Regions from separate parts of the Homo sapiens genome. Here regions 1 and 3 are each linked to region 2. A link is a contact called in ENCODE Hi-C or POLR2A ChIA-PET data. All regions are on one chromosome and are shown on one strand. The core of a region is the stretch at or near the end of the contact, and the rest is flanking DNA. Distances in the headings are between cores, read along the strand shown.

The links. Hi-C counts contacts between places; a loop is a spot of excess contacts on that map. ChIA-PET counts read pairs that join two places held with the same protein, here RNA polymerase II (POLR2A). Pooled maps may share reads with other maps.
Region 1: a pooled map shows a loop between it and region 2 (29-fold over the local background). The contact joins the promoter of AZI2 here to the promoter of RPL15 in region 2. A Hi-C loop is called at or near these places in 1 of 37 single-sample maps with no recorded cell type and 9 of 50 pooled maps. POLR2A ChIA-PET finds 5 or more read pairs at or near these places in 2 of 52 experiments (CD4-positive, alpha-beta T cell and CD4-positive, alpha-beta memory T cell).
Region 3: POLR2A ChIA-PET joins it to region 2 with 15 read pairs in activated B cell. The contact joins the promoter of EOMES here to the promoter of RPL15 in region 2. POLR2A ChIA-PET finds 5 or more read pairs at or near these places in 2 of 52 experiments (CD8-positive, alpha-beta memory T cell and activated B cell).

Annotation. Positions count from the first base shown.
Region 1 is chr3:28,346,542-28,350,658 of GRCh38, forward strand. AZI2 (5-azacytidine induced 2) reads right to left here and starts at 2,283. Exons shown (of 8, transcript NM_022461.5): 1 at 2,060-2,283. ZCWPW2 (zinc finger CW-type and PWWP domain containing 2) reads left to right here and starts at 2,180. Exons shown (of 10, transcript NM_001040432.4): 1 at 2,180-2,662. RefSeq lists enhancers at 2,150-2,209, 2,397-3,377, 2,477-2,771, 2,810-2,889.
Region 2 is chr3:23,914,285-23,918,386 of GRCh38, forward strand. It overlaps RPL15 (ribosomal protein L15), which reads left to right and starts at 2,848. Exons shown (of 4, transcript NM_002948.5): 1 at 2,848-2,889; 2 at 3,566-3,747. The coding sequence starts at 3,576. NKIRAS1 (NFKB inhibitor interacting Ras like 1) reads right to left here and starts at 2,706. Exons shown (of 5, transcript NM_020345.4): 1 at 2,500-2,706. RefSeq lists enhancers at 2,310-3,109, 2,361-3,560, 3,490-3,589.
Region 3 is chr3:27,721,071-27,725,538 of GRCh38, forward strand. It overlaps EOMES (eomesodermin), which reads right to left and starts at 1,253. Exons shown (of 6, transcript NM_001278182.2): 1 at 344-1,253. The coding sequence starts at 1,224. RefSeq lists a silencer at 679-888 and an enhancer at 3,434-4,308.

The DNA of each region.
Region 1 (4,117 bases), core at 1,033-3,532, 4.4 Mb after region 2:
ACAGCAGTATGTGACAAAACTGAAGTTTGAATCAAGGCCTATATGGTAGGCTCTTTATTCCATATTGCCTCCTGAAGTAAATCATATTTAGAATTTTCACCACCTTTCTACCTCTGAAAAGTTAGGATATTCCCGAACCTATTTCGTACAATCAGTCAAAATACTATGGAGCAAGGATTAAGTCTTACGAAGACGAACAGACCAATGCTTATTCCCCTTTCTCAATTTGTAAAATAGCCTAACTAGTTTATAAAGAAGGGTCATCAAGTACCTCTTTTCAAAACATCATCTCTTAATCTGTGTACATTAGCAATAAAAAGCCCTGTAATTCAATAAATGTCCAAAAATGTACTCAACATTAGATATACAATATGAAGAAAAACTCCAGTTCCATTTTTATGACTCTTGAGTTATCCAACAAACTGCGTTAGTCCAGAAATCAGTTTGTATTGCACAGATCAAGACTCTTCCAGAGTTAGCATAGGTATGAAGAGCAGTCTACTTCTTTTCATCCCTTTCATACAGTAATACCTCTAATGCAACTAAGCATCTACTATACATTCAATGTTACTGGTGTTATTGAAAATTATTTTCTAACAGTGATAAGGCAACTATACTTGCACTCTGAATATAAGTGCCATAAAAAAGAAAAAGATTGGTTCTATTACTTCATGGATTATAAAAAAAACTTCAGCATTTTACTTAATAATAATGACAAGGTTCTGCATTGGTAATTAATAGTAGCCAAGCGTTTATGGTATACCAAGCAGTGTGCTTCACCTTTTGGAGAAACTATCTCATTTGTTCTTCATAAGCATTCAGTAAATCTATGTAATACCTCTGAGGTTGTAAAGAATCTCCTCAGATTACAGGTGGAGAAATTGAGACATGAAAACATTAGAAAGTAGGGGAGCCAGAAATGAAAATCAGGCAGCTGACTCCAGAGCCAGCATAACTCTTAGAAACTATGCTTTGGTGCCTTAGAGTATGTATTACACCCATTTCAGAGATAAGGAAAATGAAGAAAAAGTTTAGCCTCTTACCCATTGTCAAGTAAATGGAAAAATCAGCATTCAGATACTGGTGTTCTGACCTAATCCAGTGTCATTTCCCATTATGTTATGCTGTCTCTTTAATATTAAAACCTTCTACTTGCGTAAGATGTCTGGCTTACAAACAATATCACATTAAAATTTGGAAATATCCTGTAAAGGATGCACTGTTCTCAATTTACAGATGATGAAATGATCACAAGATTGGGCAATGAGATATGGCGTTTTTAGAGAAATGAAATTCTGCCTTGAGATCTTGCTCAATCCAATTTGAAATTCCAATCTAAAAACCAAAATGTCTTCTACACATAAGGCGCAAGGGTCAATTTTAATTCTGGTACGTCTGTCTTTGATCACCTTAGCAAATTTCCATCACCTCTTGGAGCAACTGATGGTTTGATTTGTACTAGAGTTTTCGTGGGTATTTTATCTCGCTTTCGAGTATTGGGGTTTCTTTTGTGTAGAGGGTGTCAGCCTACCTTGCACGTAGTAGTAGTTACTCAACAAACAGCCGAAGGCTGGAATGAATACCGTATACAGGTTAGACATTGGAGAAACGACGAATACCTGTTAGCCCTCGATCAAGTGCAGGGGGTCGATATTCACCACTCAGATGCCCCAGGGAGTACCGTCCTAGCCAATGTCCCTCTTTTCTTTCCGATAATTTGTATCGGAAAGAAGCATTTAGCAGTCTCAATGAATGAAAAAAAACTGAAGGCGCCCCAGTAAGAGTACGAAAAGAAAAGGAGTAATTAGAGAAGTGAATGACCAAGAAGGGCCTGGACAGCTGGGGGTGAGGGTGACAGGGGAAAGGGTGTGGACAGCTGGGTGTGGGGGTGACTGGGGAAAGGGATGCCCAGGAGTGGGCCGCTCCCTAGTCAAAGGAGGGGGCGCGGGAGGGAGTGAGAAAAAAATGACGTGTCTTTTTGGACCGGCAACAGCTACGGAGGTTGGCCGCGGCATTGCCCGCATCCCTATCCTCCACCCGTCCCTGGCGAGTCACTCACCCAGAAGCCAGGCTACGTAGGGCCGCCCCCAAGGCCGCCGAGTTTCGATTCCTTAGTGTTTGGAAACGGACCGAAAACAAACCGGGTCGCCAGGGGTCACCACGGGCTTCCGGTTTCTTCGAAGACACCGCCGCTTCCACAGCGAAGGGAGCTGCTCCGGGCACGTCGCGGAGGGAGTCCCATTTCTTCTGACTCGGCAGGAGCCCGGGACGTTCTGGAAGGAGGGACGAGCCGAGGCAGGAGGGGCCGGGCCGACGCGAGAGAAGGCCCGTTACCCAGCAATACGCGCGCGAGACCCAGGCCCGCCGTCGGGACCAGCACGGGCCGGAGGGAGGGGAAGCACTCCGGAAAGTGATTGGAAGTGTGGATGAGCTCTCAGCCGGAAAAGGGGCTGCCGCTGTCCGCGGGCTCGGCGCCAGGGACGCGCGAGGAAACCGGAAGTCAGGCCCGAGGGAGCTGGGAGGGCGTTAGCGAAGCCAGGTTCGGTCGTGGGGGTGGGGAAGTGCAGGAGTGGCGCGCGGCGTACTACATGTCCCGTGAGCCTCCGCGGCGGGACGGGGCGGGGCCGCGGGACGCCAGGAGGCGGAGGCGGAGTGGAGTTAGGTAAGAGCGTTACCAGCCGTCTTGTCTGTTGGGCCGAGGTCCCCCTTCAGGGGCGCCCTCTGGTGCGTCTTTTTCACTCAGTGTCCTTTTGGGGGGTCCCCGGGCCGTGTGGTGCGTGCTGGCTCGGCTCAGTAGCGCTGTTACAGGCTTACGAGCTGACGTGGCTGGGAACTGGGAAGTCTGTTAGAAGCCGTTCCTCTGTAGCCTCTGTTTTCTAAACTACTTGCAAGCCCTCAGGCGATCACTTGAGGCACAAGCTCGACGAATTGCGTAGGGGTCTGTAATTATTCACAAACGACACCACGACTTCTAGCACACTGCTCAATTTATGGAATGAGAGACAGGGAGAAGATGCCAGAGTACTGGAGTTGCGCCCGGCTTCCCTGGAGTTGCCACCACCTTGGTTATTTCTAGATGATAGACCGTCCCTAGCTGTGGAGTCACAAGTAGTTGAATTAATTAGTCATTGAAGGTCGCAGCCAGGTGGAACCCCTGTAACTCTAAGGTATTATTGGTTAAATAAACAAATAAACAAGGAACAATAATTATAGAAAATTTAACGTCACTAACCGCCGATTAGCAATACGGACATTACTCACCACCCCCTTAAAGTAGTATTTTGTCATCTGTCCGCTTAACTATCAGCCCAACTGTCAGCCCAATAGGATGGATTTCACTCAAGGGTTTATATGAAAATTCGTTTTTATTGTTGTTGGTTTTTTTATTGTCTTTTTTGGTTTAGATTTAAGTGAAAATTTATAGCTGTTAGGAACAAAGACCACAAGTTGAAGTTTTATGACATTTCTAAAAATACTTAGAAATCTGTGTTAATGTTATCGTTGAGAAAGGAAACGATTTGCTTCAATTTACTGGGCTGGAGAATGGAAGAGAGCAGTGTTTTTAATATTTTGAGCAAGTATCAGTCCTTAAATTTTTTTATTGCTTCCATGATGCATTTTGAGAATTTTCAATTTAAAACAACCATTAGGTGTATGTTTTTACAAGTAGAGTTTTGAAGAATGCTAGCAAAATTGGTTGAGGCATCACAAGTTATTAGAAATAAAGTGGTAACCTGGTTTTTAATTTGAAGGTGTAGAAATATTTTTGAATCTTCGTTCACAATTTAAAATAATTTAAGAATTGTTGAAAAGGCAGGGGACATCATTTTTATCTTTTCTTTCTGAGTAAGTAAAGATAAAATGTCATAAATCAGTATTTTGAAGTTTATCTGGTGAGAGAGTCAATTTTTGTTTCACAGTGCACACTACACAGTGGGTTTATTAACATATAATGGGTTTATTAAGAAATGTATTTGCTTAACCAGGATGTACAAATTTTATTATTTTAGTCAAGTAAAACATCTTAGTTTTTCTTTTTGGGTTGTAGAACCCCTGCTAGATTATGACAAAATATAATCCGTATAGTCATTGGATTTAGCTGCAAATGGTCACTTTC
Region 2 (4,102 bases), core at 1,598-4,097:
TTCTGTTCTTCTATGTAAGTGGGCCATTCTATTTTTATAAGTAAAACACAACTTTCTGACGCAACCAGAAAAACAATACCAAAACACTGTTAACATCATAGGAGAGATGTTATAAATCTCTAAAAATACTGTCATGTGGGGAAACCACCTACACTGTGTATTTACTTATGTCAACATTATGTATAGTGTGGAATACTTTCACTTATCCATATATGAATATATTTACATACATAAAAATATATTCAACAGGTTTTGCACACAGTATTGCACAAAATAAAATGTAATAAAGCAGATTCTAGCTTACCATTCTTTTATTCATTTACCAAACATTTACTGAGGGCCTGCCATCATGCCAGCCATCAGGGACAAACTAGGGGGCAAAAACAGAAATCATCCCTTGTCCTCAGGAATCTCAAAATCAACTGGAAACACAAATCCAAATCTTGTAAAACTGTTAACTGAGAAACTACAAATTGAGAAACAAAACTGCAAATGTGATTGATAAATTAGCAGTGATTATTCACACTACTAGAATTGTTTTTCCAAATGATTCATCCAACTTTTTAAATTTTATTTTTACTGCTCCTTTAGGAGCAGGACTACGCCCATAGGCAGCGTACCTACAGTAGCACATTCAACTTTTTAGTCATCCTCACCTTTGAAATACATACAGGGCTGCACTACTTACCATTTTCATCACTACTGAAGTGGTCTGGGTGAGGCACCATGTTCTCTCACCTGGTCTCTCAAAGATATCGTAATCCCCCAAACCTGTGAATATGTTTACTTTACATACTCATACAAGAATTTTGCGGGGGTGATTAAATTAAGAACTTCCATACGAAGATATTATCCTGAATTATCTAGGTGGGCCCAGTGTAATCACAAGTGTCTTTATAAGAGACACACAGGAGTGCTGGAGAGGACAGAAGGTGTAATTGGAAGATGCTCCTTTGCTGGCTGTGAAGATGAAGGAAGCAGTCAGGAGCCAAGGAATTCAGGCAGGCTTCATAAGGTGGAAAAGCCAAGGAAATAAATGTACTCTCCCCTAGTACCTCCAGAAGGAACACAGCCCTACTGACTTTGGTTTTAGCTTGGTGATATTTACAGATTTACAGACCTAGTCTGATGTACAAACTAAAAGACGGTAAATTTGTATTATTAACCAACAAAGTTGCTGAAATTTGTTACAGGAGCAATGGAAGACTAACACAATTTCCTAAGCAGTCTCTCTGCTTCCATTTTTTCTCTCCTTTTAGCCTCAAAAGGAGCAATCCGAGTTATCTTTTTAAAATGTACGCCATATGAAGTCATCCTTCTGTTCAAAATCTGCCAATGAAATCCAAAGTCCATGTGAGAACCTTCACCTCTCCGACGTCATTTCCCACTTTCCCCTACTGTGAATTTCAGCCACACTGCTTCCCTGCTGTTCCTCTATTAATCTTGCATGCTCCAGTCATGGCTCTTCTCCCTCTGCCTGAATCAGACCCCTACTCTTACTCCCAGACTCCTATCCTTGAAGTCCTTTCTTAAATGTTACCTTCTCTCAAAGACTTAACCTGGACACTCCATTCCAAATTGCAACCCTCAGCCGCTAACACTCCCTCATCACTTCCCTCCCCTTATCTTTTTTCCTTAGCATTTACCACCAAACCCAAAACACAGCTTACTTCTGCTTACTGCCCATTTCCAAGAAGGCCAAAAATTCTGCGTTGTTTCCTGCTGCATCCCCAGCAACTATGCCTGGCACATATTAGACACTTAATAAATATTTGTTGAATCAATCAATGAACCAGATAGAGACTCTTAAAAACGTAAAGCTGTGATTTAAAAAGAAAGAAAGAAAAATATGATGTGGGAAAAAAGATAATCAAAACCGCTACGATTAAGAGATAATGATTCTCTTAAGCCTTTGCCACATCTGAACGCATAATCTGGAAGGAAATTAAAGCCACATGACTTAAATTAAAGCCAAGTGAAAATATTCTGGAGAAACAAAGTAAGCCAGTAACCTATTTCTCAATTTAAAAAAAAACCCGCAACGCAAAATGCCAGCATTTTCTCGGCATTTCTTCTCTAAAACATTCACACCTGCCAAACAGGTCTTGGCAAATAAACATTCTGCTCTTCTGAAAAACTGTGGTTCTCATGTTAGCAAATTTGGGACGAAATCCGTATGCAGAAAAAGCGCCGGGCCGCCCGCAATCCACCCACTCCATGACCCTTTTTTAGGACAAAATCCCTGGGCGCTGGGGCCTGCTGGAGGAGCTTCACGCAGTCTGGAGCTGAAGGGACACAGCGAGCGCCCCGACCCGCGACGCCCCGACTCCGCGAAGGCCTCCCTGGGAGGCTGGGGAAGCGTCGGGGGATCTCTCAGCGCAGCTCTGGGGCCCAGATTTCTGCGCCCGTCGTGCGGTGGCCAGAGAGGGACAGCGCAGCGCGGAGACGCGGAGACGCAGAGACTCCGCAGGGGGAGAGCCCGCGGTGCGTGAAACAAACCTGTTCTCTCCTCAGACCTCAAAGACAGCGGCTCCACCGCGGTACGCGGCCACCGGCTTTGGAGCCTGGACCCCAACTTGCCTCCTCTCGCGGAGAGACAGTCGCCGACGCTCGCTTAGCCGCCGAGACCTCGCCGCCAACTCTCTCACCTCTCGAGACGCCCAGGCCGCTCAGGCTCGAATCTTGCGGAGCAGGGGGCGGGACAATAGCGGCCGCGGCGCCCCACTCGGCAGAACTCCGCCACCAGGCGCGATGCCGGAACTACATGTCCCATGACGCTCTGGGAGGCCGCAGCTTTCCACCGGAAAGAGGGTGGCTGAGGTGGGGGAGGAGCCCAAAAGGCATTGTGGGAGTACAGCTCTTTCCTTTCCGTCTGGCGGCAGCCATCAGGTAGGCTGCGTTGAGGATCTTTGCTCTTCCATCCGCCTTTGATCGTCTTCCTCTTCAGCCATCCAGGTCCGGGGACCCTGCGTCCTCGGAGATAGGTCTCCCTCCTGTGCGGCCAGAGTTTGGTCAGGATGCGGGACAGCAAAGGGGTGGAGAGGCGGCCCCCGGGGCGGGTTGAGCGAAGATGTGATGGCGGCGCGAATTCGAGCTGGGCCCGGATCCTGGAGGAGGCGTGGGGCTGACGAATGGGGCGCCCGGGACAAGGCAGCCTAAAGTGAGGCTGCTGGTTGGGTGGGGTAGATGCATTTTCCTCGAGAGTTAATCCTCGGTGGCCGCAGCAGTACCTTGTCCTGTGATGTCAGCGGCATCTCCTTTCAGGTCCTCCTTGGGGACGCCGCCTGCCGCAGCCACCCGCCCCCTTGGTGCTCAGTTCTGGTTCTGTTAATTCGCCCCACCAAAACGTGCCGAGCACCGCTCTGTGCTGGGGTTGCGGAAGTGACTGAACGCGGCTCCGTGGGCGCAGTGGTGGGGGTTGGGCTAGCTGTCCCCGGCAGTTGGTGCAGAGCCATTTTCATTCCCGGCGGTTTCCTTGTTTTTGTTGGGGAACTAAGATGGACGGATACAGTCGTCTTATTGTACTTAAAGCGGATGATATTTAATACACAGTTTGATTTCACAGGTAAGCCAAGATGGGTGCATACAAGTACATCCAGGAGCTATGGAGAAAGAAGCAGTCTGATGTCATGCGCTTTCTTCTGAGGGTCCGCTGCTGGCAGTACCGCCAGCTCTCTGCTCTCCACAGGGCTCCCCGCCCCACCCGGCCTGATAAAGCGCGCCGACTGGGCTACAAGGCCAAGCAAGGTACGTGATCGACTGCGTGGATGCTTGGATAAAATTATATTCGAGAAAAGTTGGAAACCAGCTGTTAGGAAGACACTGCTGCCTCAGTGTCTTTCTTCGCATAGGGCTTTGGCAGAAAAAAGCTAGCAACACTGGTCAGTTACTGTATGCACTGTTGTCTAAAGTGGCAAGTGTGTCAAAGGTTACAAATCTGAATGAGTTCAGACTAAAGCAAAATAAACAGTGTGCCTCCCTGTGTGAGTAGCCTAAGGTGCATTGAAAAAGACTGGGATGTGTTTTATTTTTTTCTATTAGATAGCATTAACTTACTGTTGAAGTATTTTTGGTGGAGTATTAGTGACAAGCCATTGAGTCT
Region 3 (4,468 bases), core at 3-2,502, 3.8 Mb after region 2:
GGCATGCACAAGCATACCGCCGAGCAGGAGGATCTAACGAATCCAGCTTGTGGACATGCCCTAATTTCCATTTCCGCCTCCTCCAGGTCTGTTCAGGTGAGGATGATGGGAGGGAAAAGCGGTGTACAGCCGTAACATTGGCACCCTGCAAGAGCCGCCGGGGCACTGACACAGAGGGACACCGCATTGGAGATGCGGTGTCTACGGAGATTTATTGCGCGCGGTGAAACACTCTAAGCACCGCGCGGAACAACTGGGTTCAGCTCCCTCATCCCGGACCTTCCCCAGGACCACACGTCACCCTTTATCCCCGAACCCAGGGGCCCCTCCACGCTGCGCTCACCTGCCCTGTTTCGTAATGATCATCTCAGTTTGGTGGCGGTGGAATTTGAGCCACAGAGGCCGGTTGCACAGGTAGACGTGGGCACGGAAGCCAGAACCTGGAACCCCCAGGCCCCCCAGTCCTCCGCAAGATCCCGCCGCTGCGGCTCCAGGGTACGGCCCGTAGAGCGGAGCCCCCTGGCTGTACTGATAGGTGCCCGGGCCGCCGCCCCCGCCGCTGCTACCGCCCGCGCCACTGCCCGCACCGGCTCCTGGGCCGAACTGCGCCCTCCCGGGTGGGCACACAGCCGCGGGGAAGCCGCCGGGGGGCAGCATGGAGCCGTAGGGGTAGCGCGCCCCGTTAGGAGCCGGGTACACAGGTCCGTGGGGCGCCCCAGCCGCCGCCTGGTACGGGAAGAGTGAGCAGGGCGCAGCCAGCTCCGACCCCTGAGGACCGGGGGACTGGAGGTAGTACCGCTCGGAGCTCAGGCTGTCCATGGAGTAGCGCGCAGTGGCCGCAGCCGCGGCGGCGGCGGCGGCGGCGGCTGCAGCGGCGGAGGGCAGCTCCTCCTCCCCGCAGGGGGAGCCCTTGCGGCCGTCCGGGGGCCCCGGCTTGGCCACTGCCGCAGCGCTGGCAAATGCGTCCCCGGCGTCGGTGTCACTAAGCATGGCCGCGGGGGCCCCTGCGCTGGCGGCTGCGGGCTCCCCGCTCACCGCCTCGCAGGAGAGACTGCCGGAAAACTTCTTGGACGCTTTGTCTAAGTCCAACTTCTGAGGAGAGGGGGCCGCGCTGGGGAGGTGGCCAGCGCTCCCGCCGCTGCCGCCTCGCGCACTCTCCAGCGGGTAGAAGTGCGCGCCAGGCAGGTTCACTGAGCTCACCAAGAGCTGCTCCCCTAACTGCATGCTTTGCAAAGCGCAGACGGCAGCTGGCTGCTTCCTCTCCTCCGGTGGCCTTATTATAAAGGCAGGATGGGGGAGCCAGCGCCCTCTTCCGAGGGGAAGGTAACTTCCCCTTCCTCCCGCGCCGGGGCTACCCACCTGCCGACTCGCGGGCCGCTACTGCGCGTACTGGCGCGCCCTGAATCCAGCGTCCTTTCCGGAAGGAAAGCGCCGTGAGTTGGAAAGCAGGAGGTGGAAACTAACCCAGAAGCCCTCTCCTTTTCCTTCCTCGTACCTCTTGCTCCTCAGGACCCCCACCCTCCTCCCAGGCTCACACGCTGGAAGAAGGTGACTTAGATCTTTGTCCCCATCCACCCACTAGCCCGCGCCTTTCTGCCCTTTTTCAATTGCCAAAGCATCGGTCAAGTTGACCACTTGGAAACTTATGGGCTGTCACTAGCTGCTTTATATATTTGCGGCCAGGGAGGGGCTTCCCGGCCTCACAGCCCGGAGACCCTCCTATTGGCTGGTGGAGGTGACACTAATTCAATTAGGCATTTACTAATTGGATCAAGTCGCCTGTGACTTTCTTTTCCTTTTTTTTTTTTTTTTTTTTTTTTTTTTTTTGAGACTGCGTCCCGCTGTGATAATCAATCCTGGTGTCTGTAATTTCGCCGGAATTTAGGGGGACAAAGTTTGGGGTCTCCATAGCGGTGTCCACCCTTGGCGCATTAGTCATCTCAGCCCTCCGCTGGAGGAATGAGATGGCTGGAGCAGATTTTAGAGGCCAGAGAGAGAAAGACTCTTCAAGCTGATAGCTTGCAGGGAAGCGCCCGTCCCGGAGGCTGGGGAAACTGGGGCAAGTTGGAGACAGGCCCAAGGAAGTCTCTTTCCTCGTCGGAAGCTGTAACTTCAAAGCACACCTTCCTCTTGTCGAAGGCAAACTCCCTGGCCTTCAACGCACAGAACCACTTTTTGTTTGTTCCCATCCTTTTACCCAGTGGGAAAGGTTTGTAGAGAGGAAACTCGCGCTAAGCTTTTGGGATTCCGGGGACGGCCAGAGCACATTGCCATCCTGGAGGACCTAAGCTCTCAGCTTCTAAATCAGAAGCTTGGACAGGGTACTGGGGACAGGACAAGAGTGAAACTAAGCGAGCTAACACCAACTTCATACTCACGCCAACACAACTGCTTTCGGGGAGACAGTCACTTTTATTCCCCACAATTTAAAATCCTTTCTGCTCAGTTTTCCTGATCCCGGATTCCGTCCCTTCACCACCATCTTCAGTTAGGCCTGACACCAAGAAACAAAGCTTCCCTAACAGCCCCACAGTTAGGATTCCCTGCGCCTCTGCTCTGCGGCAAATACAGAAGGTAGAATAATTAGTGAAATAATCAGTTTGATATTGAATTAAACTCCAGCTGCTTGTTTCTTCGCTGCGTTTCCTCAGATAGATTCAAGAGCGGGGCCGTCATATTTTATCGTTTCATTATTACGGAAGCGGGGGGCACGTTTCGTTGCGGATAAGGAGAAGCCTGAATATTCGCTGTTAATAAGCAATTACAGACGCCGCCAGTAATCGCTCCGGGAGCGCATTTTCCGGCTGAGATGTCGGGACTCTGCTTCCCCAACCGAACGCGATCACACGGGAAACTCTTCGCCCACAACAGATGAGATGGCCAAAGGATTGCTGAGTGCGCACACGCAAGTGTAGAACAGTGCGAAGCTTTCCAACCCAGTTTTCCAACCACAGCAGCACCAACATCGGCATGTCTGGGGTCTCCGAGAACGAGGTCCTTAATGCACTTAGACTCTCCAGGGCATTTATCACGGTTTTTTTTTTCTTTTTTGATGTGTGTGTTCGCGCGCTCGCGCGCTCGCGTGTGTGTGGTGGTGAAACCCAGGAGTGCGCGAAGATTTTCAGGGTCAAGGCACAGCCACAGGGGAGGGGGCAAGTTGAGACTAGTGGGCTGGGGCGGTGGCCTTGTAGGTCCTGGGACAGAGTGGCCAGGAGCAGATCGCCAGAAAGCTGGTACTGAGCGCGTTCTGCCCTGCGCTTCCTGCGTTTTGTGTCATCAGTATAGTTAGTGTTTGGCACGGCTGTTTTGATCACTACATTGTCCATGCCTTCCTCCCCTGCTTTAGTGTTATTTTGACCCAAGGAAGTCTAGAACATTGATTGTTCAAGTAGTATAGCTCTGTGAATACCTCATGACTGTCAACGTGAAGATCCCGTGAGGGGTACGCGAGCTCAAGGAAAGAAAGAGGCCGTGCAGCTTGGGCGGCTTGGACGACGTATCTATCCCTGGGCTAGCGGGTCCTGATTACTATTCGTAGGATCCTCCACATTATCCTTTACCTGAGTTGCAAGATATCTAAGGCAAAAGTAGGGATGAGAAATCTCCCTAATGTGAGACCTAATCTCACGTTATTTGGAGCTAGGGTGGCCAAAGGTACATGACAGTTTTGCGCTTTAACAAAGCAAGAAGCGGGCCTCGGCGTCCCTTCAAAATGCTTTTGACGCAGCCAGGGAAGCGCTTCGCGTGGCAAAGTGCCATCGCAGGCAACAGGCATCGTTCCGACCCACTCTGGCGCGAATAACGCGGGCCAGCTGTCCCCCGAGCCACATCAGAAAGCGTTGATTTTATTCCAGCCCCAGAGCAAGCTTTTGAAAGCGCATGAGTTCAGTATGAGCACCACCTAATTATTAAATATACACACGATGTATATAATTAGAATTTGTATTGATTCTTGGGGACAGGAAATTTTGGTTGATATCTACCCACTTCCCCAGTAAATCTATTATTTTTCCCAAACTTCAACACATTTTACATATGGAGGAGCAAAGACAAATTCAAAGAGAATAAAAATTCAGTTTCTATAAAACTACTCTAGGACCCAGGATTTTTGGAACATGGAAAATATGTACATAATATTATATTACATATTGTATTACATTACATTTGTAAGTATATGTTACAAATTCTCTTTAAAATAATGAAAAGCACTGTTTCAGCTACAGATCTTTTTTTTTCTGGCTGAAGATAAAAAATCTCATTTAATGGTTCCTCTGTGTTAATTAGCTAATCACATTATTATTATTATTATTACATTTAGAATATACTAGTCTAGAATGCCTGGAGAGTTATAGATGAGCAAGTCTGTGATTTCCTGCTTGAAATGGGCTTTCCTTTTGCTGGCTCAATATTATAGCCAGGGGAAGAGACATAAAAAATATTTTCACGTGTCCCAGCCACACTTTAAAAT